Regions from separate parts of the Mus musculus genome. Here regions 1 and 2 are each linked to region 3. The links are chromatin loops, found by intact Hi-C in ENCODE. Cell type or tissue: left cerebral cortex. All regions are shown on one strand. Region 1 holds the start of Rbfox2 (RNA binding protein, fox-1 homolog (C. elegans) 2). Region 2 has its middle 23 kb from the start of Gm41352. Region 3 overlaps Rbfox2 (RNA binding protein, fox-1 homolog (C. elegans) 2).

Region 1 (8,000 bases), 81 kb after region 3:
TCAGTGGATGTGGCAGACAGACAATGGTGGCACGGCTTTAATCCCAGCATTCGGCAGACAGGCAGGCAGAACGGGCTCCAGGACAGCCAGAGCTACACAGAGAAACCCTCTCCTGAAAAACAAAACAAAACAAAAAAATCAGTGGACACTGTAGCGCCCAATGAGACAGCATTTGGAGATGGAGTCTTTGGAAAGTATGAGGATTTGATGAGGTTGTGAGGGTGGGGCCGCTGAGATCGAACGATTACATAGTTCTCACTTTCTCCACCCTTACTGCAATGGCCACTTCGGCAGACAGCCAGTGGGTATTATCTGCAAGCAAAAAAGCAGACCCTCACCAGGTCTCAAGCACTCTGGCACCATCTTGGACCTTCACAGCTGTGAGGTATAAATGCCTGCTATTTAGCCACCAGTCCGTGGCATTTGGCTATGGCAGCCTGAGTAAACTAAGGCAACTAGAAATCAGGTTTAAGTCATTTAAGTGAGATACTGCCCATGAAATTACCTGTACAGAAAGCATATTATTGAGGAACTTTACTGAAAGTAGCACAATGCCCAGCTTCAGAACCAAAAACCCAAATGAGGGTACAAATACCTACCTAGAAGGAAATCAACCCAAAAATAAGCAAACAGGAAGACAGATACCAAATTCAACAGGATACCTAGAATCCCTTCCCTGAGACCGCCCTACTACTAGAGTCACTAAAAAGTGAGCTACATCTGATAGCCAAGATCTACAAGGCTGACAAGACAGCAGGCTGCCTGGGCCACAGTATAAGTTCAAGGCCAGCCCAGGCAAAGTAGTAAGATACTATCTCAAAGAACAGAGTAAAAATAGGGCTGGGGATATAGCTCAGTGGCAGAATGCTTGCCTAGCATTTGCAAGGGTTTGAATCTCCAGGACTGGAAACAAAACAAAATGAAACAACACAACTCTCATGCAGCTCAGATGAGGCTCTAAGTTCACTCTCCAGCGTGTGTATGTTTACACACATACTAACACACACATACATGTACATGCTTGTTCACACTGCTGAACTCACTTAGCGACTCTAGATTGATAACTATGGTCAGAAGCAGTTACTAAGCCACAAAATCACCACATACCAACTTTTCACTGCTGTAAAGACTTTTGCTGAACGTTCTAGGTAATAATTAAGACTCATCTTACCTTATACAGCAGTCTGCTGGTATATTTATTTGTACTTATGCTTCATCTTTTATTGTCATTAGAGGCTTTATTGTGCCTACTTCCTTAGACTCTAAGCTTCCACAAAGAAGAAAGTGTATTTCCTTTATTTATTCTTTGTAATACCTGGCAGGGAAGTCTTAAAGGACCAAGCTATGACTTCAGAAAAAGCCCAGCTGTCTTCAGAGATGAGAAAAAAATACATGTTTTAAGACCAATCCATTCTAGGCCAGCCTGGTCTACACAGTGAGTTCCATGACAGCCAGGACTACACAGAAACCCTGTCTCAAAAAACCAAAGGGAAAAAAAAAAAAAAAAGAAAAAAGAAAAGAAGACCAAGTCACAAAAAGCCTATATGAAGATAAGCTAGCTCCGTCTAGCCGCCAGGCCCTTCTATCTTGCTGCTGTTATCTCCTGAGAAGACCCATGCCTGCATATTCTGACCCAGCTACCTTGGCCTCTAGGTCAGCACACCAAGCTACTTGTCTCCCAATGCCTCAACTCTCTTGGTTCCTCTTCCCTAAACCACTGAATGGCCTGAATCCTCTTCCCTAACCCCTCTAGAAGACCCACATCTTCACTTCAAAGGTCACCTACAGAGAGAGAGCTTCCTGAGCCATCTCTAAGCTTCTCTATCCCTTCCCCGCTTAATTTTCTCCCATGCTACCAAAGACTGCTGACTTGTCTCTGTCCATAGAATAATATCCAATAAAAGTAGGGTTTCTTTACATATCCCGTAGGGTTAAAACAGTGTGTAAACACCACCAGAAGCAGAAGCAGAGCTCTCAGAGTTCAAAGCTACCCTGGTCTGCATAACAAGCTCTAAGACAGCCAGAACTAAACAGAGAGATTCTGTCTCAAAAGCAAACAAACAAAAAGCAGTAGCCTAAGATTGTCACAGCTGCTTGATAAATGTCACTTAAATAAGTTTTAAACACCCTCAGGTTTTTTGTTTTAACTTTTCATTCATTTGTCTCCATGCCCAGGTCACACACAAAGGGAACTTGGCTTACATTTCTAAGAAAGCAACCTAAGAATTGTTTTATACAAATACTTTTCTAAATAAGAAAACAGAGGTCTCCAAATATGGGTTTTCTCCAGGACAATACACTTAGGGCTTGAAAACAGAGGGCTAAGTCAATGATATTAATACCTGTGTGACATGGAGTGAGAAACCTACAGTAATGAGCTGGGCATGGATCTCAGAACTCTACTGGGAAGGTAGAAACAGGGAGATCAGGAGTCCAAGAGTTCAAGGTAATCCTCAGCTACTACAGGGAGTTCAGACCAACCTGGACTACAAATAAGACCATGTCTCAAACAACAACAACAAAAAGTACAATCCTAAGAATGTACAAAGGGAAATGTAAAGACTATCCACAAATATACAGAGTAAAATAATTCTCCGTGGGATAGTTCTAAGTTATCCAATTGCACCCAAAGGACCTAATTCTGTCCTTCCTCTGCACATCCCAAGGTCCCTTCGCGCTATTCCATTTCCAAGTATCACTATCCTTAGCCAATGTGAAGGCAGTCAGCAAATAATAGGCCCCAGGCAAAAGAAAGGGAAAGCAATGAGAACACACTATTAACTAAGATTGACATAGGGGAAAAAAGACCAGATGTGTGCACACTCCAAGTGAACACACTCACCAGCATCTCTATCCAGTGGTCCCTCTTTACCATCCAGTGCTAAACCACTAAGTCTTCCCATTCTTCTATGGCTTTCAGATTGACCTAATGATCCCTCTGCCTGGCAGACTTCTTCTAAGGGAAATAAAAGCCAGCAAACAAAAGGATTCAAAAATAAACGCCCAGGAAATCCCTTGTGCCCAAATCAACAGAGGTAACAGGGTGGCTTCTGCAAAGGAGACAAGAGGCACACAGCATACATGCCAGCTCCTTCCCTGCCACAGGAAGTCAAGGCAGAGCACGGAAAGTCTCCTAGTACTGCAGAGATTTCCAAGAGTGGTGTAATGGAGAGAGCACAGAAATAGAAATCAGAACCAGCTAACTGGGTGGCTTTAGGCAAGTCACTAGTTTTCTCTGGACTTCTAACTCCCTATCAATAAAAATGAGGCAGTTAAAATACGCTGAAACTTGAACACACCCTCCCCCCCCCCAAAAAAAAAGATACAAAGTATTGACTCAATGCACATTAAGCCATTCTGCATAACTCTTCCGAGTACATTAGACTGAGAACTCCTGGTGGAAAAGATGATGGCGTTTCTGGTCCCTTCCATCTCTAACATTCTACGATTCTAAAAGAATTAGAAAGCATCCCGTTGCTGCTGTGAGCCTCTCCATTTCGTAGCCAATATTTTCTAAACAGAGAGCAAATCCTAAAGCCCTTAAGGATGCATTACCTTCTTCAAACTAAGTACTAACCGCCTGTATCAATATCTTTGTCATTTCCCACCCTCAACAATCAAGCTAACACTGGAGGCCACAACTCAGAAACCAGTCTCCTAACAGCCCTATAAATTTTCTTTTCTACCTCAGGATACTAAGGAGTTTACTCCGCATCCTACGAACGTAGGATGCAATGGGTAAAGCACAGGCGGGATCTGCCTGGTGTCTCTCTCCAGACTTAATAACATGCTGCACAAAACTGAGACAGAGCATCACACTACCAAACTCCGCGGACTTCTCAAGACTGCTCGAGTAACTGATTGAACCCACAAGCTAAGCCACATCCCCTTTCGGGCTCGCTCTCTCTCCAGGAGTTGGCTGGCTTTTCAGTCTGTTCTCCACATGCCGTTCCCCCTTTCCTCATCCCAGTGTAAACCAAAAGGCGCCCTTCTTCTCCGGAGCTTTCCCACCACCAGCTTCCCTCGCTCTCAGCTCGGCCCAACAGCTCTCCTCTGGACAAATCGACCCAAGAACCCTCAACTTCTCAACAAACTGAGCACAGGCTTAAGAAATGGACTGCATCCCGATCCTGTTCAATCCCAACTCCAAAAGGAAAAAAAAAAAAATCCCACTCCCTCGCGCTGCCTCCGGGGCCCCTCCAGCCCCTGCACCCGGCCCCAAGCCCACTCTCCAGCCAGGCCCACCCGGCGCCCGGAGGCCCGAGCCCGCCGCGGCCCTCCGTAACCGGGCGCCCGTCCCGCGCGGTCACCTGCATCCCGCCGTCGGCCGCCTCCTCTGTGCGTGGCCGCTTGCTCAGGCCGGGCTCGGGTCCGTCTGCCCCCGCTCCGGGCACCGGCAACTCCACCTCCGACTCCCGCTTCATGCCCCGGGCGGCAGCGCCGGGCCCGAGCTGAGGCGGCTGCTGCTGCGCCTGGCCGCCTTCCGCCATCCGCCCGCGCCCCCTTCGCCACCGGGAGCCGGGCGACCCGCGACAGGCCACCTCCCCCTGGGCCTCGGTGCCGACAGTCGCGACAGGCGGGCGCGCGCCGGCCCCGCCCCCCGCGTGCGTGTGTGCGTGCGCGTCGGTCCGGAGCCCGGCTTCGGCTTCGGCTTCACTACCGCTCCGACTCAGGTTATGGCTCCGGCTTCGGCTTCGGCCCCGGCTCCGGCTTCTGCTCCGGCTTCGCGCCGGCCGCTCGCTCGCTCTCTCACTCGCACGCGCGTGCGCCGATCCCTCGGTCCCTTGGTCCTTCAGTCCCGCGCTCCCTCACCACTCGCCAGCCGTGCGGGGAAGGGGACGGCCTGGGCTCCCAGCTTGGGGAGGGCTGTTTATTTGGGAGGAGGAGGAGCGCGAGGCCGCAGCGAGCTGACTGGTCGGGATCCTCCGTCCCGCCACTGTGGCAGCGCCGGGAAGGCGGGGAGAGAGAAAGGAGAGAAGGAGGGAGGAACCTGGATGTGTGGGACTCGGGCCGCCCGCGCGAGAGGAGGCTGTAGTGAGGGGGCGTGGCTACGCCCCTCGGCAATCTCCGTCGCCTCCGCGCGGGCCGCCCGCGGGAGGCCGGGAAGGACTCGGAAAAGCTCGGGAAGCTCGGGGATGCTCTGGGAAGCATGGAGAGAGAAGGGGCCGCCTCTTTTAAGGCGGTGGCCGGGGGGCGGAGCTTGAAGGGCAGGAGTTCGGGGGAGCAACTTGGACTAGTTGCACTAGTGAGAAGTGATGACCTGATCTCTCTCATCTGGCTTCCTGGGATTTAGGGAAGCAGAGGGGCGCTCTGCGAGAGGAAGGTCCCTTTGCCTCCTTCCTCTCCAGCCCAAGACCTGGGAAGTCCAGGAGTGATGGCTCCCATATAAACTTTTCTGAGAAATGGTGCTATGAAGCGAATAATTGCATCTCTAATGATGTCAATATTTCTGATGTTGCCAGGCATGGCGGTGGTGCACACCTTTAGTCCTAGGAAGTAGGAAGCAAAGACAGGAGTATCTCTGAGTTCGAAGCCAACCTGGTCTATCTGCATAGTGAGTTCCAGGATAGCCCTACACAGAAAAACTGTCTCTAATAATAGTAATAAATAACGCCTGGTGTTTTTTTAAGAGCTTTACGTTTACATAGGGCATTTACGGAACCATTTTGAGCCTGACAGTAGAAAACATGGTTTTAATCCAATGGATGGACCTGAATTTGTTCAAGTCCTGAAGCAGAAATATGTGGCCAGTCAAGATGGCAATCTCTTGGTTTTACTCCTTGCTGCCTGAATAGCCCTTCCTAGCTTATCAGCTTTGTGCAGTTAGGTCTGTCCGGTAGGTTTTCTCCACCTGATTGTAAATAGAAACTGCTTCTGCCTCTCAGGGTTCCATACTGTGACATGGAAAGGGATATTGTGCAATAACCTAGCTTCTAGCCTTACCCTTGCTTGCTACTTTAAACAAGTGAGTTTTTCTCTTTGGATCCCAACTGCAGTATCTGAAATAATCCTTTGGATCAGTGGTTCCCAGCCAAGAAAAAGTTTCAGACCCTTTCAGCATCTCCCACTTCCGTATTTGTCATATGGTAAATTTTGTTCTTCACAAATGGAGACTATACTGGCATTTACTGAATAGAAGCTTTGAATGTTATTCAGAACTCTACAGTGCAGAGAACAATCCCTGCAAGAGAGACTTGTCCAAACCAGAATGCCAATAGTTCAGAGATTGAGAAACCCCAGGTCAGGTGATGTCTAAGGTTACTTGCAACCAGTCTGTGACTTGACCTTTGAACTTGAGTTAAGCACCTAAAAATGGACAGAGGGATGAAGATCTCTGCTTCAGAGCCAGACGAGTCCCAGGGAGGCTTGACCACTCCTGCCCATGTAATGCCGGACCACTGGTGGTTAAGAGAGGGAATAGAAGGGCTTGCAGGCTAGTTGGAAAAGACTGCACAACTTGCCTTGGAGCTGGGTTTTCCTACTGAGTATTTGTATGTTTGTAGGTTGCAATAGCTTAGCCATTTACAAGCCTTGACACCTTATGGGAGGGAGTTAATTAACGGCTCTTGTCCCTCAGCTTAGCTCTGACACCTAAAATTAGCATAATAATACTATTTTTAAAATAATTATTATGAAGATCAAGTGAGTTATCAACATTAAGAACTTTGATCATGTTATGACTTGAATCGAAAAAGTCCCCCAGAGGCTCATACGGTAACAGCTGACAGACTTAGGGCAAGTGTTTGGATCCTGAGAACTTAATTGCTGAGCCCAGTCACATTAGTGCACTGACTGATTCATGATTGGAGGATGGTAAAAAAAAAAAAAAAAAAAAAAAAAACCTGGAAGGTGAGGACAGATGGGAGGAAGCGGGCTGCTAGGGGCTTGGTCTGAAAGTGTCTCTCTAGTCCCCAGCCTCTTCCTCCATCTGCCACTTCCAGTCTACCTGGAGGTGAGTTTGCCCCACCACATAATCCTTGCTGTGGTGGTGTTCATGCCTAGCCTCCTCACTCAGACTCTGGAGCCACGGAGTGACTTTGACTTGAAATCACAAACCCTTCCTCTCTTACATCGATTCCTGAGGTGCTTTGTCCTAGAGACAGAAAGACTGACCAACAGGAGCAAGATGGCCTGTCTAAGCAGGTGTCAGTTATTAACATTATTGCCATCATGAGGTTTGTTTGGTTTTTTTCTTTCTTTTTCTTTTTTTGGTTTTTCCAGACAGGGTTTCTCTGTGTAGCCCTGGCTGTCCTGGAACTCACTTTGTAGACCAGGCTGGCCTTGAACTCAGAAATCCACCTGCCTCTGCCTCCCAAGTGCTGGGATTAAAGGTGTGTGGCACCACCACCCAGCTTTTTTTTTTTTTTTTTAATTTCTGTATTTGTGTGTGCGCACCCACAGGCCTGTGTGTAGGTAGGCTTGTGAATGTAGGCATCTACACGCCACAGCACACATATGTTGGTCCGGAGACGACATTCAGGAGTTGGTTCTCTTCTTCCACTATGGGTTCCCGGGATCAAGTTCAGGTCACCAAGATTTCACAGCCAGCACCTTTACCCGCTAAGGCATCTCACTGGCTCAGTCATCATGACTTTATTCACTTTGTAAGTCACCAAATAAATGTCCTTTATCAAAGATCAAAATCAAAACCTGCCATTTTCACTGTTTGTCTTAGTCAGGGTTTTAATTCCTACACAAAACATCAGGACCAAGAAGCAAGTTGTAGAAGGATAGGGTTTATCCAGCTTACACTTCCACATTGCTGTTGATCACCAAAGGAAGTCAGGACAGGAACTCACACAGGGCAGAACTTGGAGGCAGGAGCTGATGCAGAGACCATGGAGGGATGCTGCTTACTGGCTTGCTTCTTCTGAATTTCTCAGCTTGCTTTCTTATAGAGCCCAGGAGCCCAGGGATGGCCCCACCCACAATGGACTGGGTTTCCCCCCCCCCCCCCAGATCACTAATTGAGAAAATATCTGACAGCTGGATCTCATGGA
Region 2 (8,000 bases), 110 kb after region 3:
CTTCTGGAGTGTCTGAAGACAGCTACAGTGTACTTGCATATAATAAATAAATAAATCTTAAAATAAAAAACAACTTCAATTCAAAAATGTAAAATAAATGGACCATGTAGTACACTAAGAAAAATGTCATTGAATCCATATTCCACATTGCAATTCGTCTTTAAGAAACTACCGCTTGGGGGTCTGGAGAGATGGCTCAGCAGTTAAGAACACTGGCTGCTTCTTCATGTCTCAGGTTCAATATCCAGTGACCCAGTGGCCCATATGGTGCTCACACTTGCCCGTGATTCTAGTCTCAGGGGATCCAAAATCCTCTTCTGGTCTCCTTGGGCATAAGGCATGTGTGTGATACACAGACAAACATGCAGGCAAAACACCCATAAACATACATATAAATACATAGACATTAATAAATAAATAAACCTTACCACGGGAGGCTAGAGAGATGGCTCAGTGGTTAAGAACACTGACTGCTTTGGCAAAGGACCCGGGTTCTATTCCCAGCACCTACAAAGCAACTCACAACTATCTGACGAAACCCAAGTGTCAAGGGCTCTGACACCTTCTTCTGGTTTTCAGAGGTACCAAGAACACGGCACACAGATACGTGCAGGTAAGACACATATATAAAGAGTTAAGACAAATGTAAGCGAGAAAGAAGCCGCCACTTGTTGAGTTCTGGTGAAATGGAAGACTGTTTACAGTGACCTGGGAGGTTTTTAAAGCCTTCTGTATTAAACAACAACCACCGCAACAAAACAAACAAACAGAACAAAACAAAAAACCCAAATCCCAAACCAACCAACCAACCAAAAAAAAAAAAAAAAAAGAAAAAAAGCCCACTACCAACAACAGACAAAACAAACAAAATAAAACAAAACCCAAACCCCTCCCTCCTCCTAGTCGCTTAAGCTAAGCACCTCTCATCATCCTCTGCCACGCCCCCACCTTCTCTACCACCTTCTCCCTATCAGCCTTTCCAACCTTGTTGACCCTTGACCATTCTACTCTCTGCCACCTCAGGGCCTTCACACAGGCTGTCCCCTCCTTGTAGGCAGCTCCCTGCCCCCTCCCTCATCTACACTGTTTACCTGCCCACTCGTTTTTGGATCTTTGCCCAGAAGCATCCTTATCTGGGAGACCTCCCCGGAGCCCACAGATACCATTGCTTCCTGCATCTCTGCCACCCCCTTCCTGCGCTGTAAACCCTGACCACCAAGATGCTCTGTATTACAGAGCATCCTCTGTCTGCCTTCATTCTTCCCTCCAGCCATGTATACACAAACTCTTTGAGAGCAGAGATGGTTGAAGTCTGTATCCCCCACAGCTATAAGGGGACCTAGCCCACAGGAGACACACCATGTTTGTTTGCTGAGCAGATGGGCAAATGTTTGAGACCTGAGTGGTTCTCTTCCAGGATAGTGTCTGTGTATGGTACAATCCTGGACAGCATGGATACAGCAGCTAGCATGTCCTGAGCTCTTCCTGTCCATGGCCCTTAGTGGATTTCACATATTCTCTCCTGACCTTTCTAGGAACTTAGGAAGCAGGCCCCATTGTCTCCATTTTACAGACAAAAACACTGAGGCCAGGAGAGGTTAAATCATTTGCCCAGGATTCAGCATCTAGCAGTGTCAAAACAAGAGTTCGAACTCGGCCCCACAGGCCACGTTCTAAGCCCTTTGTCACAATGAAGAAATATGAGAGGTTTCTGAAGGCCTTGAGCAACCAGCTCTGTAGGGCCTAGAGCTCGAAGTTTTATCTGTATACAAACCAACTGACCGTGAATTCATTCATCCAGCAAACATTTCTTGGCTGGTTGTTGCAGGCTAGTTCCACGCTAGAAATTCCCACCCATCTCCTTTTCCTAAGGAATTGTTTTCCTTGGACTCAGGTGACTGTCACCTTAGTTCCCCAGAGTAAGGAGCAGGGACTTGAGGAAAACAGAGGTGATTCTCCTTGGCCCTGATTCTGGAAGAAATGCAAATAGTGGGGTTCACCTGTAGTTTCAGAAGGTAGCTGAGGGAGCTGGAGAGATGGCTCAGCGGTTAAGAGCACTGACTGCTCTTCCGAAGGTCCTGAGTTCAATTCCCAGCAACCACATGGTGGCTCACAACCATCTGTAACGAGATCTGGTGCCCTCTTCTGGAATGTCTGAAGACAGCTACAGTGTACTTACATATAATAAACAAATCTTTAAAAAAAAAAAAAAAAAAAAAAAAAAAAAAAAAAAAAAGAAGGTAGCTGAACCACTGATGGAGGAAGGTGGGTGAGGTGGTTTTTTGACGAGGCTCTCAGTAGCCCAGGCTGGCTTCAAACCTACAATTAAGTAAAGCTGATCACAAATTATTCCTACTTATTTATTTATTTTTGGCCTCAAATTTCTGATCCTTTGGCCTCAGCCTCGAGAGCTCTGGAATTACAGGTGTACACTACCATCCCTGGTTTATTTTGGTGCTGGGGACAGAACCCTGGGTTGAGCACGTGATAGGCAAGCTTTCTAGTAACTGAGCCATGACCCAAACCCTGAAGGTTTGGTTTCCTTCAATATTTTTATATTTTTATGTGTATGAATATTTGTCTTCCTGTATATCAGCACATCACATATACGTGTGCACGTTGCCTGTGGAGGCTGGAAGAAGATGTTGAATTCCCTGGAACTGGAGTTAAACATGGTTGTGAGGCCTCACATGGGTGCTGGGAGCTGAACTCAGGTCCTCTGCAAGAGCAAGCCCATCTTGTAACGAGGAGAGACTGAGGGTCATGGAACTGGCATTATTCAAGGTCACGAAGGCACTCGTAGAAACAGGATTGGAGACCTGGTTTCATTCCTGCTTGCTTCCAGGACTCCGGTTCCATTCCTGATCCTGGCCTGCTTCTTTTCTAGCTAGGAAGAGACCTCTGGAGGATTTGTGTGTGCGAGGTTCCCATTGCTTTTAAGAGTCCAGGATGAGAGCGGCCTCATCTGCGCCCACGCAGGGCTGAGTCCAAGGGTACCAGCTTTGGTTCAGGCGCCTGGCTGGGGAGTCTTAACCAAAGCTCCTTTGCTTCAGCCTCTTCCTTCCTTTAGCCTGCTGTGCCAAAGGTCAGCCACTGAAGCATCTAACAACGACCTGCATGCTCCCACCGCCTACAGACTCTGAAAGACCCCCTGTCTGTCCTGCATCACTGTGTGGTCTGCTGAGTTAAAGGAACGCTCCTGGGTTACAGCAGGGAAAAGGCAACAGACACATTCAAATAGATCAAAAACGTAAGCCTGGGTCATCCAGGGACCTAAGAGAAACCAGCTTGGCTCCAAGAAATCCAGGCTGGCCCGTAAAGCAGACAGGCCACGTGATGGGTGTCCCCCAATCTGGCAGTGCTAATGGAGTTACAGGCGCAGTGTTACCCGGGATTGCAAATGCTTGCGGTCCCCACCCATTTCGTGGCAGGAAGTCCAGTGTTTTCCAAGGGTTTTCCAAGAACGCCCAGAAGCCCGCTGGGGCGAGCCGCGCCTCCGGCCCGCGACCGCAGCAGAAGCTCCATCGCGCCCCCTGGAGGCGGCTCTCTGCTGGTTCCTGCCTGCTGATGCAAGAGTAGTGGCCTGCCTCCACCTCTGTTTTGAGACCGTGGTGATACATCACAAGTATCCCTTAACTGATGGAGAAAAGAAACCTTCTGCCTGCTCTGCAAAGCCGTACAGCAAAGCGACTAGGGTTCCCAAAGAGGAACGCCTTCATGCCTTCTTGCTTCTTCTTTTCCTCTAGGGGGCGCGCGCAAGCCCAGGACCGCTTTCCTAGTGAGGAGCTCGGGGTAGCAAAGTCGTACAACGAGCTTTTGTTGTCTAGTTTCAAGCCCCTTTCACGTTCTTGTCCCTTTGATTCCCATCATAGCCGTCCCACAGACAGCACTGTAACTATCTCCATTTCTCAGTCCGCAAAACTGAGGCATAGCGAGTTCACCAAGATGGAACAGCATTGCAAGGCCAGCAGAGCAGATCCAAACGGTTGGCAGCTCGTCTAGGCCCCACCCAAACCCAGAACTTCTGTGGTACCCCAGGCTCCTCCCAACACGGTGTTGGCCTACGCCACTCCAGGGGTCTGTGTTAGGCATGAAGTCGGCTAGGCTGCAGTCTCCACACGCCCAGGCTTTAGGCATTGTCTCTGTTACTCTGGGGGTACCAGCAGGCATTGTTCTTGGCTTATGGCTCTTTTACTTTAAGACACCTAGTACCTGGGTGGGTCTCAGTTCTTCAGTGGAAGAGTCATCTAAGAATAGCTGAGACTCTTGGAAGCAGCAGGAATTCTGCTGTGAACAGCAGCACTAGCGCGTGCTCACTCTTTCCAGCTCTTTCATTCCCCACCCTGCAGATTTTGAATTTACCCAGTCTGCCCTGATAAACACATAAACCCATTTCTTGCAGTAATCTCACTCATGTGTATGCCCCATCCCCCCACCCCCCGCCCCAAGTTCCCCTGTCCTACCAACGGGACCTGGACCAACCACCGTATTCTCTTTCCTCTGGTCATCTCCTTAAAACATAAAATTAAACCGAACCCACGTTTTTAGTAGGGGTTGAAGCTATCAAGGCCAGCAGGACTTCCTCTGGTGAGGCAGTGATGTGACGATGATGCTGGGACTCCGAATGAGCAGCCCCAGCATGGTGGCCGTTGCACCGGGCAGTTCCGACTTCTTTCCTCATGAGATTCTCCCTGGATTCTGAGACTCATTGCTCTCTTAGAGCATGTTTGGCTGTGTCCTTTGTGACTAGCCCCTTCTAGGTTTCTGTAGCATCCCTGCTCTCCAGGGGTCTGCCCACATTTCTCCCTAGCCAGCCCTTCCTTAGCCTTTTACTGTGTGAACAAATGAGACTAGGGGTAGCTTATTTCTGGACCAGTGCATGGTCACTATGTGTGTGACAAGCATCATCACCACCACCATCATCACCATCACCACCACCTCCATGCTAGCAAAAGGTAGGCTTGGGTAGCATCCACAAGGTGTCTTTGATGAGCATCACCAGGAGGTGGCAGCTATGATCACACTGGGCTTCTGCCTCATTGAAACAAAATGATGTGGGTACCAGAGCCTCAGAGGGCTGTCTAGGGAAAGCGGAGCTTATAAAAGAAATGTCACATACATAGACTGATTTAATGAGCCGGAGTGCTAGGCTCCCTGCCCCACGGAGGAAAAGCCTGCATCAGAATGCAGGAATCTGAGCCTGTGCTCAGCCCTTCTGCTGTCCTGTCTCCCACAGGGTGACACTCTCTGACCACATCCTCCAGGCCTGACTGGCTCTGCCAACCCTCTGGTTCCCAGCTCATCCCTCCCCTGACACTCCCTTTAGTCTCCTGCACCTCAGGGAGTCCTCAGCTCCCTGCTTTTGCTCCCTACCTTGCCGCTCAGGTCTGACCACATTCTAGAAGCTTCAGCTGTTCCTTCTCCGAGGTCAGGTCTGACTTCACCCTAGAGCCTTTCCTGCCCCAGCCATGAAACCCAGGAGGCATGAAGTGTGTGGTTCACGCCTCTTCTTCCACCCTCTGTGGACTCTGACCTATGTGAGGCAGGGCGCTGAGCACCCCTGGCTCTTACTATCAATCTGTAAATATTTACTGTGCTTCTTCTGCATGCACACACCCACCATCACTCATGGCCCTGCTGGAGACCTTTGCAAAACAAAAAACTAAGAATCATCAGAACAAAGGCCTCGGAGAAGGGGCTGGTTAGTCCTGGGCACACACGCCCTGCCTGCGTCTCAGTTCTCAATGTGGCAGCCAGATAAAGTACAGGATTCTCAGCTAACTTTGAATTTCAGGCAAATACTTTTTGAGTGTTAGCATGTTCCATATAATACATAGGACATTACATAAACAGGCCAGGGATTTGGCTCAGAGGGCAGCATGCTTACCTAGCATGTACAGCCCTGGGTTTGGTCCTTATGCACACCTGTAACTCTAGCATTTGGGAGATGAAAGCGAGATGAGAAGTTTAACGTTATCCATCAGCTTGGGTGACAAGAGATCCGTCTCCAAAAAAAAAAAAAAAAAAAAAAAGTAAACAATGTATCCTAAGCGCTGTGTTATTTGACCCACTTGCTGGGTGTTATTTGACCCTCTTGCTGGACCCTCCTTGGAACTGAGACTCTGATCCTAATTCCTGGAACATCTGGTGTGATTTGTGAAGCTTCACAGGAAAACACACAGATCTGGCCTTCGGCAGGAATGGCTGTGGCCTCGGCTGATGTTTCGTTCATCTCAGCAACATTGCTCAAAGGAAGCACAAGTCCGAAGACAACCTAATCTTGTTTCCTTTTTGTTGTTGTTGTTGTTTGAGGTCTCTGTAACCTGAGCTGGCTTTCAGCTCTTGTTCCTTCTGCTTTGGTCTCCCTCATGCTGGGATTTCTGCTGTGATCGCCATGCTGGGCTGACACCCACATTTATAGCACTGGTCCATACTTTAAAAAGTATGTATCTGTCTTGGAATGTGGCTAAAGATGATCAGACAAGCACATGTTTTTATTGCTACTCCTGTCTCTAGTTTGTAACAAGGACAGAAAAGAGATGCTTTAAAACAATAGACTCGGGCTGGAGAGATGGCTCAGCGGTTAGGAGCACTGATTGCTCTTTTGAAGATCCTGAGTTCAAATCCCAGCAACCACATGGTGGCTCACAACCATCCGTAATGAGATCTGATGCCCTCTTCTGGAGTGTCTGAAGATAGCTACAGTATACTCACATAATAAATAAATAAATACATCTTTAAAAACAAAACAAAACAATAGACTCACACACAAGTCTGGAAAACAGACAGGAATATCACCAGAGAGAAAGAGATTCCTGAAGGAGATACACACAGAAACATGGAGAAGTTTGGGGCTTAGACTATGTACAGGAGGGGAACCAGGGGAGTCCCTGGAGTTTCCCAAATCCCCCAGCACATCTGAGGGGTAGGAAGGGCTTGAGGTTACCAAGAAGACAGTTGTTTCAGATGTTTTGAGAAGTCTCAACTTGTTAATCCCTTCTGTTCTCCTCTCTGCAAGGAAGCAGTGAGCAGCAGCTCTTGACTCCAGACCCTAGGGGCAAATCTCAGAGGAAGATGGGAGAAATAGGAAATGAGACTGTGCCTGGCAGCTGAGGGACAACCATTGTCCCCAAGGCAGCCTTGAGAGTAGAGTGCCACACTCTGTCTCATCCTCTCCCCGGGCTCCAGGCAAATGACAAAAGCCTCTGAAAGCAATAAAGGACAAAACCATTAGAGAGAAGCCAGCACCAGGCTCCATAACATATGGGTCAGCACTTAAGGAAAGAGGAAGGACCATAATGGGGTCATTAACTATCCTCAGAGGCGTGTGAGACAACCATGAAGCCATTAATTCAATTGTATAGATCCCTTGCTCATGAATCCTTGCCTAGAACCACTCTGGTTCACAGTGACTCCAACTCCAACAGGAAGCCAACGTTATTTCTTTAATTGAATTTTTTTCCCCTCATTCATCTCCAGGGTTCTGTTTACCAACTGTGTACCTTTCTGATGTATCAAAAAAACTAACATGCCCTCTTCTGGAAGTGGCCCTCAGCCAATGGTGGACAGGACCTGGAATAGACACCTCTTTTCTCCCACACCTTGGCTGGAATGAGTCTGAGCTTGCTCCACCCTGGCATTTCCCAGCATGGTTGATGGAGAGGCTGTTGCCTTGACAACACATACTTCCTTGGTGCCTCCCTTCCTCTTCTTACTGCCCTGGTTGCCCTGCAGGTATTGCCTAGTATCAGGTTCCAAATGCTCTTTTGCACAGAAATAGTTTTTAAAGCCTTGTTTATTAAAGACCTCAACTAAGCTTGAGTAAACAGGCAGGTGTGAGAAAGGAATTCAGTCAAAGAGACTGAATAGCATGATGGGCTAGAGAGATGGCTCAGTGGTTAAGAGCATTGAACTGCTCTTCCGGAGGTCCTGAGTTCAAATCCCAGCAACCACATGGTGGCTCACAACCATCCTTAATGAGATCTGATGCCCTCTTCTGG
Region 3 (8,000 bases):
AACTGTACCAGCACTATTCTAGCTAAAAGCAAGAGCTACAAATTGTCTTCATGTCTACCTTCTCCAGTTCTTCATTTGAGAAAACTAATGGGCCCCAATGTCAAATGACAAATATGAGCCATGAGAATCAGCAACAAACCCAAGATTCAAGGTCTTTTTGTTATTTAGAACATCCCCCTTTTGTTAGAGAGGGTCTCACTATATGGCTCTGTCTGGCTAGAACTCGGAGAACTCACACACACACACACACACACACACACACACACCTGCCTCTGCTTTCCCGAGTGCTGGAATTCAAGACCTAAGCAGAACACTTCTTTCATGCAGCCTGATGTCTTTGATAAGACAACCACATCTTAACCGCCTCTATAAATGGGGATAAGAAGAACTAGCAAACGTGTAGCTATCTCACAGTGGTGGGGCTGACTTTTTCTAACATCATGACTAAGCTTTTCTTAACAATGATCTTTCACTGATAGCAATCTGTTTAATTATTTCTCACAGGCCCAAAAGCTAAGCTGCATGGGTTTTTAAAAAGAAATATCTAAATTAGGGGTCAGTTAGCTATGGTCTATGGGCCATATCAGCTTGTCATCGCTCTGTCTTTGTCTCTCTCTCCTTCCTCTTCCCTCCCTTCCCCTTTCCCAGGTGTTCTTGTGTACATATGAATATCTATATGTATAGAGACCCAAGGGCTACCTTGCTTTTTAAGACAGTGTCTCACTGGGACCTAGGGTTTGCCAATTAAGTTAGGCGGGCTGTCCAGCAAAGCCCAGAGATCTCCCTGTCTCTGCTCCCTGGCGGTGAGACCGAAGAAAGTCTACCCTGTCCAGCTTTTCCATGTCTGTGGGAGATCAAACTAGGGTCCCTGGGCTTGTGCACCAAGTATTTTGTCAGCTGAGCCAGCTCCCCTACCCCAGTCTTGTATTCTTTTTAAGATATGAAAACAAAAATCAAAAGCTGTGAAATGGGGCTGAGGAGATGGCTCAGTGGTTAAGAGCACTGACTGCTCTTCTAGAGGTCCTGAGATAATTCCCATCACCCACATGGTGGCTCACAACCATCTGTAATGGGACCCAATGCTCTTTTCTAGTGTGTCTGAAGACAGTGATAGCATACTCACATACATACATACATACATACATACATACATACATACATACATACATACATGTGTGTGTGTATAAAGCAGGTGAAACTTTTATTAAAAATTTTAATTTCTCGGCCCACCAATGAAATGTTATCAGAGCTGAATTTTCTGTTTCTGTCTCCTTCCCTCAGAATTAACAGAGTGGATGGCCCACAGAGCCCACTTACCTAGCCTAATACTTGACATAAACAGCCACTGAGATGTTGTTTTGGGGGCCTTCATTTTCATAGGAAGTTCACTATCCATGTGAGGCCTCTACCTCTGCAGTCGCTTGCCCAGCACCTCAGCATACTGAGCATGCCTGACCCGTCCTGTCTCCAGAGGCACTGTGGAAGTTCCTAGTGCGCTTGCAGTTAATATTTTTCAGCATTCCTTTGTACAATAAGGAACAAAACCTCAGAGAGGTAAAATACCAGGCCCAAACTGGAATTTCGATCTGACACCACGCCCTACAATCATTCTCCAGTGGTTTTCAAACTGTTCAACTGTTCAGCTTCAGGGCCTCCCAAGTGAAAGAAACCAAGAGGCAGGCCCTAGCTCCCCCGTATTTCCACCAGAACTGCTCATCACTTACCTACCTGTACAAATTCTGTCCCTGTAACTCATGTTATGCTGTGAGCTATAAAATTACTTCGGACACTTACATGGCTTCCATTCCCCTCCCTTCTAGAGCATGACATTTAGATCCCACCCTTTAGCAATGGTACCAAAAACTTTTAAACAATATCCACATATAAGTTACTAATCTTAACTACTAGAATTTAATAATGCAAACTCAAGAGTTTCATTAACAGAGCATTTAGGCCATTGCAGGGCTACACTCTCTCTCTGGCCTCCAAGAGCTGCCACAAGGAATACCATGTTACCTTGAAGCTATAAAGCTTTGCCTGACCACACAGTACAATCCTCTAACATCTGGGACTCCTGGGCTGCAAAGATCTCTGACATAGTGGCAAGCAAGCTGCCATCTCCCAAGAACTTTATCTAGGCTTCTGTTCTCATCCCCTGACTGTGAGGTTAACATACCTGTCTACTGAGTATAGTCTGTAGCATTTCATCCACTTTCGTTTGCTGCCCTTTAAGCCTCCAAAGAAATTCTCTGTGTGGCAATAAACTGTAAGACTCACCAAATCATACTTGATTGCTTTCTTATTGCATCTGAAGAGGAATTATTTTACAAAGTGTCAAGCCTGTAAGTCTGGAGTCCAGTACATCTCACCAAACAGAACCGGGTATGACACATCTTACAGCTTCTTATCAAACTCGCACAACACTGAGAATCTTAATTCCCTCATGTGCCAGTGAAGATTAAAATTCTGTCCCCTTGCATACAGATTTCTTGGGGGTCTCACTGAGATCAAAGAGAACCAATATGAAGATAATAGGGAGAAACAGGGCAAGATATAATCTCTCAGTGAAGGGGAAGTTAATGACTATAGAAAAATCCAATGTAAAACAAAATTCTTTTTAGATTTGTTTTGTTTCTAATTTGTGTTTGTTGTGTGTATATTAGCGCGCGCGCGCACACACACACACACACACACACACACACACACACACACACAAAACCGTTTATGCTCACATTGGGTGCAGAGGCCTATAGAAGCCAGATTGACGTTCTGGATAGTTAGAGGAAGCTGTAAACACCTATTTGATATACAGAGGTACAGTGGGACTGGGAAGCAAATTCCAGTGCGCTGGAAAATCAGTGTGTACTTTCAACCACTGAGACAACTCTTCAGCTCAAAAGGTTTCTTTAAATTGTTTCTTTAATCAAAATGAAAGTAATGAAATACAAAATCTGACTAGTTGAAAATTCCTAAAGTTTGAAAGCTAGCACATTTAGATTTAGAATTCAGATTCTCTAACTCAGAGACGCAGAACTCCAGAGCCTGATTTAACCTCCCTGTGCCTTATTTCTTTACCTATATTACTTATTGTCTCCTACAGGCCCTGGCACCATTGTGCTCTCCATGTGTTAGTGCCTTCATTACACCATCCTTCACTGGCTACCTGCTTTCTTGAGGTCAGAGCACACCTGCTAAAACTACTGGGGATGGGGGGCAATCATAAAACAACAGAATTACAAAATCCTTAGGCAATCTATGACCCACATGATGCCAGGAAGCTTTCGAAAACACTGGCTGCGGGTACAATGAGGAACAAGGGGCAGTCCTAATAGGAAACACAGAGGGGACGATCTAGTAATCCAATAAAGTCATTTATTGGGTATTTTAAGAGCCTTCAAAGGCTAGATAAAATGACAGATTTACATTTAATACCCACTTGACCAAAGTCATTAAACTTGTAAGAGGTACTCTCTCACAGAAGATCAGATATCTTGCTTCTTGAGTATTAATTTTTCATAAAGTTCTGGCAAGGCAGAGGCGATGAAATCTGGCAGTCCGACCAAAGCTGTTCGGTTCCCCTCTCTGTTCAAATGTATCAGGTTCTTATCACAGGACTGTTTGGGTCATAGGCTTCTAACCATCTTTTAATGGCAGTGATAAAGTATGAACAGAAGTGGAAAGCACATCCTTTGGAAGACAGCAGACACCAAGAATCTATTCCTACACAAACCTATAGGCAAGACTTCATGGTGGAGGCAGCAACTACTGTGAGCCTTCAGGATGGGCTGAATGCAAGCATGGAGGTTCCCGGAGGGAAGGCCCTGGAACTGAAACCCATTTCCTTACCCGGCCCTGCAGTAAAGCTGGAATACAGAGAACCTGACATGAGGGAGAGGAGAAGAGGTTGGGGCGGCACGGGAGTGCTCAGCAGAGACATGCTAAGCAGCATAGTGAGACTCCAGTGAGGCCAGAGCTGTGTGTCAGCACAAATGCTAATTATAGAGAACTTGCTGCAATACAACTCTAGTGGCTCAAAAATGTAAAAACTAAAACATTGTTGATTAAAGCAGGTAAGAGTCACAGACAATAGATTAGGTGCATCACACAAGTGCAGCAACAGGAAAGAGCCAGAAGAAAGTTTCAGTCAGAAAGCCTAGCACAGTATTTGTCTTTTAGTCAACAACTAAAAGAGAAGTTGAGCAAATGTTGGGAGTAACAGAGATGTCCTAAAACTGGAGGATGGTGATGGGGCCATTCCTCCATAATTTACAAAGTCACTGAATGGAACAGTATATTGGATAAACTTCATAGTGTGGAAACTATACTTCAATAAAGCTTTAAAAAAAAACAATTGTCACATGTGCATTTAAGTAGATTCATATTCTACGTGTGTGTATGTGTGTAGATAGATAGATAGGTAGATATTAGCTCATGGAAGAAATAGTATATAAGAAAGGAAATGTAGTCATATTACTTTACCACTTGACTATAAAAATATTTGCAGTGTTAATGATGCATCATACAACCTATAAAGCAATGATAAGTAGTGACTTAAGAAATAATGAATTTATTAGATGGAAGAAGGTATGCTTATAAAATGTAATTCCTATCTTCAGCAGCAGAAAGCCAGAGGATATGTACAATGAATAAATAGGAAACAGCAGAATGCAAATTCTACAGATCCATGATGGTAGCAACAGAAAACCCAACTTGTGAACACCTGAAGACAGAGAGACCTAGGGGCAAAAGCCAAGGCAGAGCAACTAACTTAGCTGAAAACTGCTGCATGTACCTCCCTTGCTCCACTAGAGGGTGCAAGGATGCCACCACACTTAGGGGTGGGGAAGGGGGGTGGGGAACTGTAAGAAACAGAAGAAATATTTAACTTAGGAACCCATCATTTTAATGTAGCCTCTAGCTGGGGTCAGGGAGAGCTGGGGACTGAATGCACAGGTGGGGCAGTGAATGCTTAAAGCCATGAGCATCCTCATATGCTTTTGTTTGTATTTATGATGAGGTATAAACCCAAGCCTCATGAATGCTAAGCAGCCTTGACATTCCCAGTCCTAAGATTGAATTTTAAAGGACAACAATGGTTGGAATAATGTTTTCCCAGAATCACAGATTATAATCCATTAGCAAGTCCAGGAAATAATTTCCACCAATCAATTGTTGACCACAACCAACAATTCTTTAATAGAATAGAATAAAATGGAAAAATGTACAATACTTAAAACATAGCAGTGCTGTGGGCAAAACTAATCGAGAGAGAGAGAGAGAGAGAGAGAGAGAGAGAGAGAGAGAGAAAGTATTGTGTGTGTATATATGCACACGCTGTCTTAGAAACTGAAAGGCACCCTTTACACTGAGCTGTGTGTCCATTTTTAAGCCTGGAGGCACTAAGCTGTGTAACTGAACCCTTCCCCCATCCTCCACCCAGACACAGAGCAGCCAGCTTTGTCTGCACACGCACAAATGACTACAAGAGATGTGTTTGCTTTTGTCCTTACTTCCCAGTCAAAATAACAAAAGTTCCAAAAAGTTCATGGCAAAACCTGATCTCGGGGGCTAGAGAGGTAGCTGGGTGATTAAGAGCACTAGCTGCTCTTACAGAGGTTCTAGGCTGAGTTCCCAGCACCCACACGGGGACTCACAACCATCTATAACTCCAGTTCCAGGGGACCCTATCCCTTCTTCTGACCTCAAAGGTATCAGACACACATAATGCTCATTTATACATATAGGGAAAACACTAAAAATAAATAAACAAATAGAGAAATCTAAAAAACTTTCCGGCTGGTGAATAAAGCGCATCACTCTGCCTACCCTCAGTTGTCAACCACCTTGTACATACAACTGATGTTTATCAGCTCTGAAAATTTCACTCATTTCTGTGAATCACTAAAACATACCCACACACACACTCAAAGGAACTTTAAAAACAGAAAAAGTCATTCTTCAATCAAATCAAGAGCCTGATGATATAACAATAATTTTCTCTAATTTTAAAATAAAGAAGTAAACTATAGGCCACCAGCCCTTTAAAGCAAGACAAGAAGAAAACCTGACAAAAACAGAACTTTAGGACATGAGCACTTTGGTCTTCTTTTTATAAAATAGGGACAAGCCTGATTTGGGTGAGCCACTCTTTTGGGTCAAGTAAGACCCAAAGCTGTAAACCTAAGCCACAACACACTCTACAAACATTTGGTTTTGTAATTTACTGATAATCCTATTTCTACAGAGACTTCAACACCTAACCCTAAGCCAGTCTGTTCTCGGCTCCAATGCTCACTGTAACACCTCATTCACAAACAGCGGGAGTGTGAGACACTGAGATGTGTCTGAATTAAAACTCTAAAGGACCGCGAGAAGGCACTGCAGCATTAGCCTACCACACCTAGTTTACAAATATCCCACGGAACTGAGCATGTCAGACAGGCTACTCTGTTCACCTATGTGCCTCTGCTGGCCCTGAGGTGACTCAGGACAGGACACCAAAGCCATTTCAGCTACAGTTCCTGGCAGTGTGCTTTCCTCAGATCACTTGCTGGCCACACGTCCAGCCCTTCTGCCAGATAAACCCAGTCACACGTGTGCATTTCTCCCCCAAGCCCTTCTCACAGCCCAGGGCTATGTGCAACCTAGCCACACAAGCTTAAGTTCTTACAGTAGAACTAGCTACTATAGAAACTGATGAAATCAAGGTTAGAGTTTCCTTGCAAACAGTTCACATTTGAATGTTTTGAGAACATTTAAGACATGAGAAATCTTTGCTCAGTCGGATTAGATGCAGGCAAAACAAATGCAAAGAACTACTGAGAGAGAACAAGAACAGACCTCTATGGGGCTACTAGGAATACCATTAATGTCTTAGAGCACACACACTGCCAAGTCTGGCGACATACCTGTGACCCCAGCACTTAGTAGGCTGAGGCAGAAAGATACAAAATTGGAAGTGAATTTGGAACATACAGGAAAGCTATCTCAAAAGATAAACAAAAATTAACAGACAATGGACATTTTGTGAAGCTAGTTTATGAAACAACCTGGTAGCATTCCTACTAGTAGATCTGTATGCAATTTAAAACAAAAGTTTAAAATTACTTTCCTACTTCAACCATCCTCGGTGGCCTATTAGAGTGTATCATTTAATCTCAGCTAAATGAGCCTTTATCCAATGCCACCCAGTTAGTCCAGGCTGTATCAACATAATTGTCAACAAACCTTCCCACTCTCAGAAATGTCCCAACTTGAACAACAGATTAATATAATCCCCTTAATAATAGTAAATGTATAAAGTTGTAATACTCAGAGGTGGCAAAGGACCAGTCTTAGGATTCCTGTGTTTCAAGGTTTCCTCTGAGAGCCAACTCCAAATCAATAATCTTAACAAGTCCTTGAGGCTTTCATAAAGATCTAAGACCTCTTCTAACTGGGCTACCATTCCTAAGTCCCTTCTATACAAGAAGGGACTTCTATACAGTGCTCTCAAGAGCACTGGCTGCTCTGGCAGAGGACTTGATTTGATTCCCAGCACCCACATGGGAGTGCACAACCATCTGTAACTCCAGTGTAGGAGATTAGAGAACATTTCTGGCCTCCACTGGTACCAGGCACACATACAATGCAGGCAAAACATTCGTAGATATGAAATAAATCTTAAAACAACAGCAACAAAAATACTTTGGAAGGTATGGTGATGCACACCTTTCTTTAATCTCAGCATTTGAGAGGTAGGGACAGGCAGATCTCTGTGAGTTCTAGGCCAGCCTGCTCCACAAAGAGAGTTCCAGGGCAGCCAGAGCCACATAGGAAGAAGACCCTGTCTCAAAAGCAAACCACCACCAAAAAGAAAAAATTAAACCTTTACTAGTAGACAGGCTTCTTCCTGCTTCTCCTCATGGGATTTAACATAACTGTGTCCTATCAGTTACAACAGGGTGACTGGGCTGCAGAAGCAGTGGAATGCTGGCGTACTGAGTTGATGATGAACTGAG

The links. Peaks named below come from ENCODE experiments on the same cell type or tissue, not always from the same donor. Only the 100,000 strongest peaks of a DNase experiment are listed, where the experiment ranks them.
Region 1: it touches region 3 in a loop (2.0-fold over the local background); 4 of 42 quality-filtered maps call a loop at or near these places.
Region 2: it touches region 3 in a loop (7-fold over the local background); 17 of 42 quality-filtered maps call a loop at or near these places.

What each region holds. Positions count from the first base shown.
Region 1 is chr15:77,302,054-77,310,053 of GRCm38, forward strand. Rbfox2 (RNA binding protein, fox-1 homolog (C. elegans) 2) reads right to left here and starts at 5,000. Exons shown (of 14, transcript NM_053104.6): 1 at 4,311-5,000. The coding sequence starts at 4,490. In left cerebral cortex, no CTCF peak of the experiment used is centred here; DNase peaks (open chromatin) are centred at 3,897, 4,633 and 4,964; H3K4me3 peaks cover 2,838 bases; H3K27ac peaks cover 1,999 bases.
Region 2 is chr15:77,333,102-77,341,101 of GRCm38, forward strand. No RefSeq gene overlaps it. Among named protein-coding and RNA genes, the nearest start is that of Gm41352, 23 kb to the left of the region's middle. In left cerebral cortex, CTCF peaks have their summits at 47 (motif pointing left), 3,615, 5,002 (motif pointing right) and 6,690 (motif pointing left); DNase peaks (open chromatin) are centred at 3,571 and 5,028; H3K4me3 peaks cover 1,013 bases; H3K27ac peaks cover 1,156 bases.
Region 3 is chr15:77,220,640-77,228,639 of GRCm38, forward strand. All of the region lies in intron 2 of Rbfox2 (RNA binding protein, fox-1 homolog (C. elegans) 2), which reads right to left. Among named protein-coding and RNA genes, the nearest start is that of Rbfox2, 82 kb to the right of the region's middle. In left cerebral cortex, a CTCF peak has its summit at 4,803 (motif pointing right); DNase peaks (open chromatin) are centred at 4,801 and 6,387; H3K27ac peaks cover 520 bases.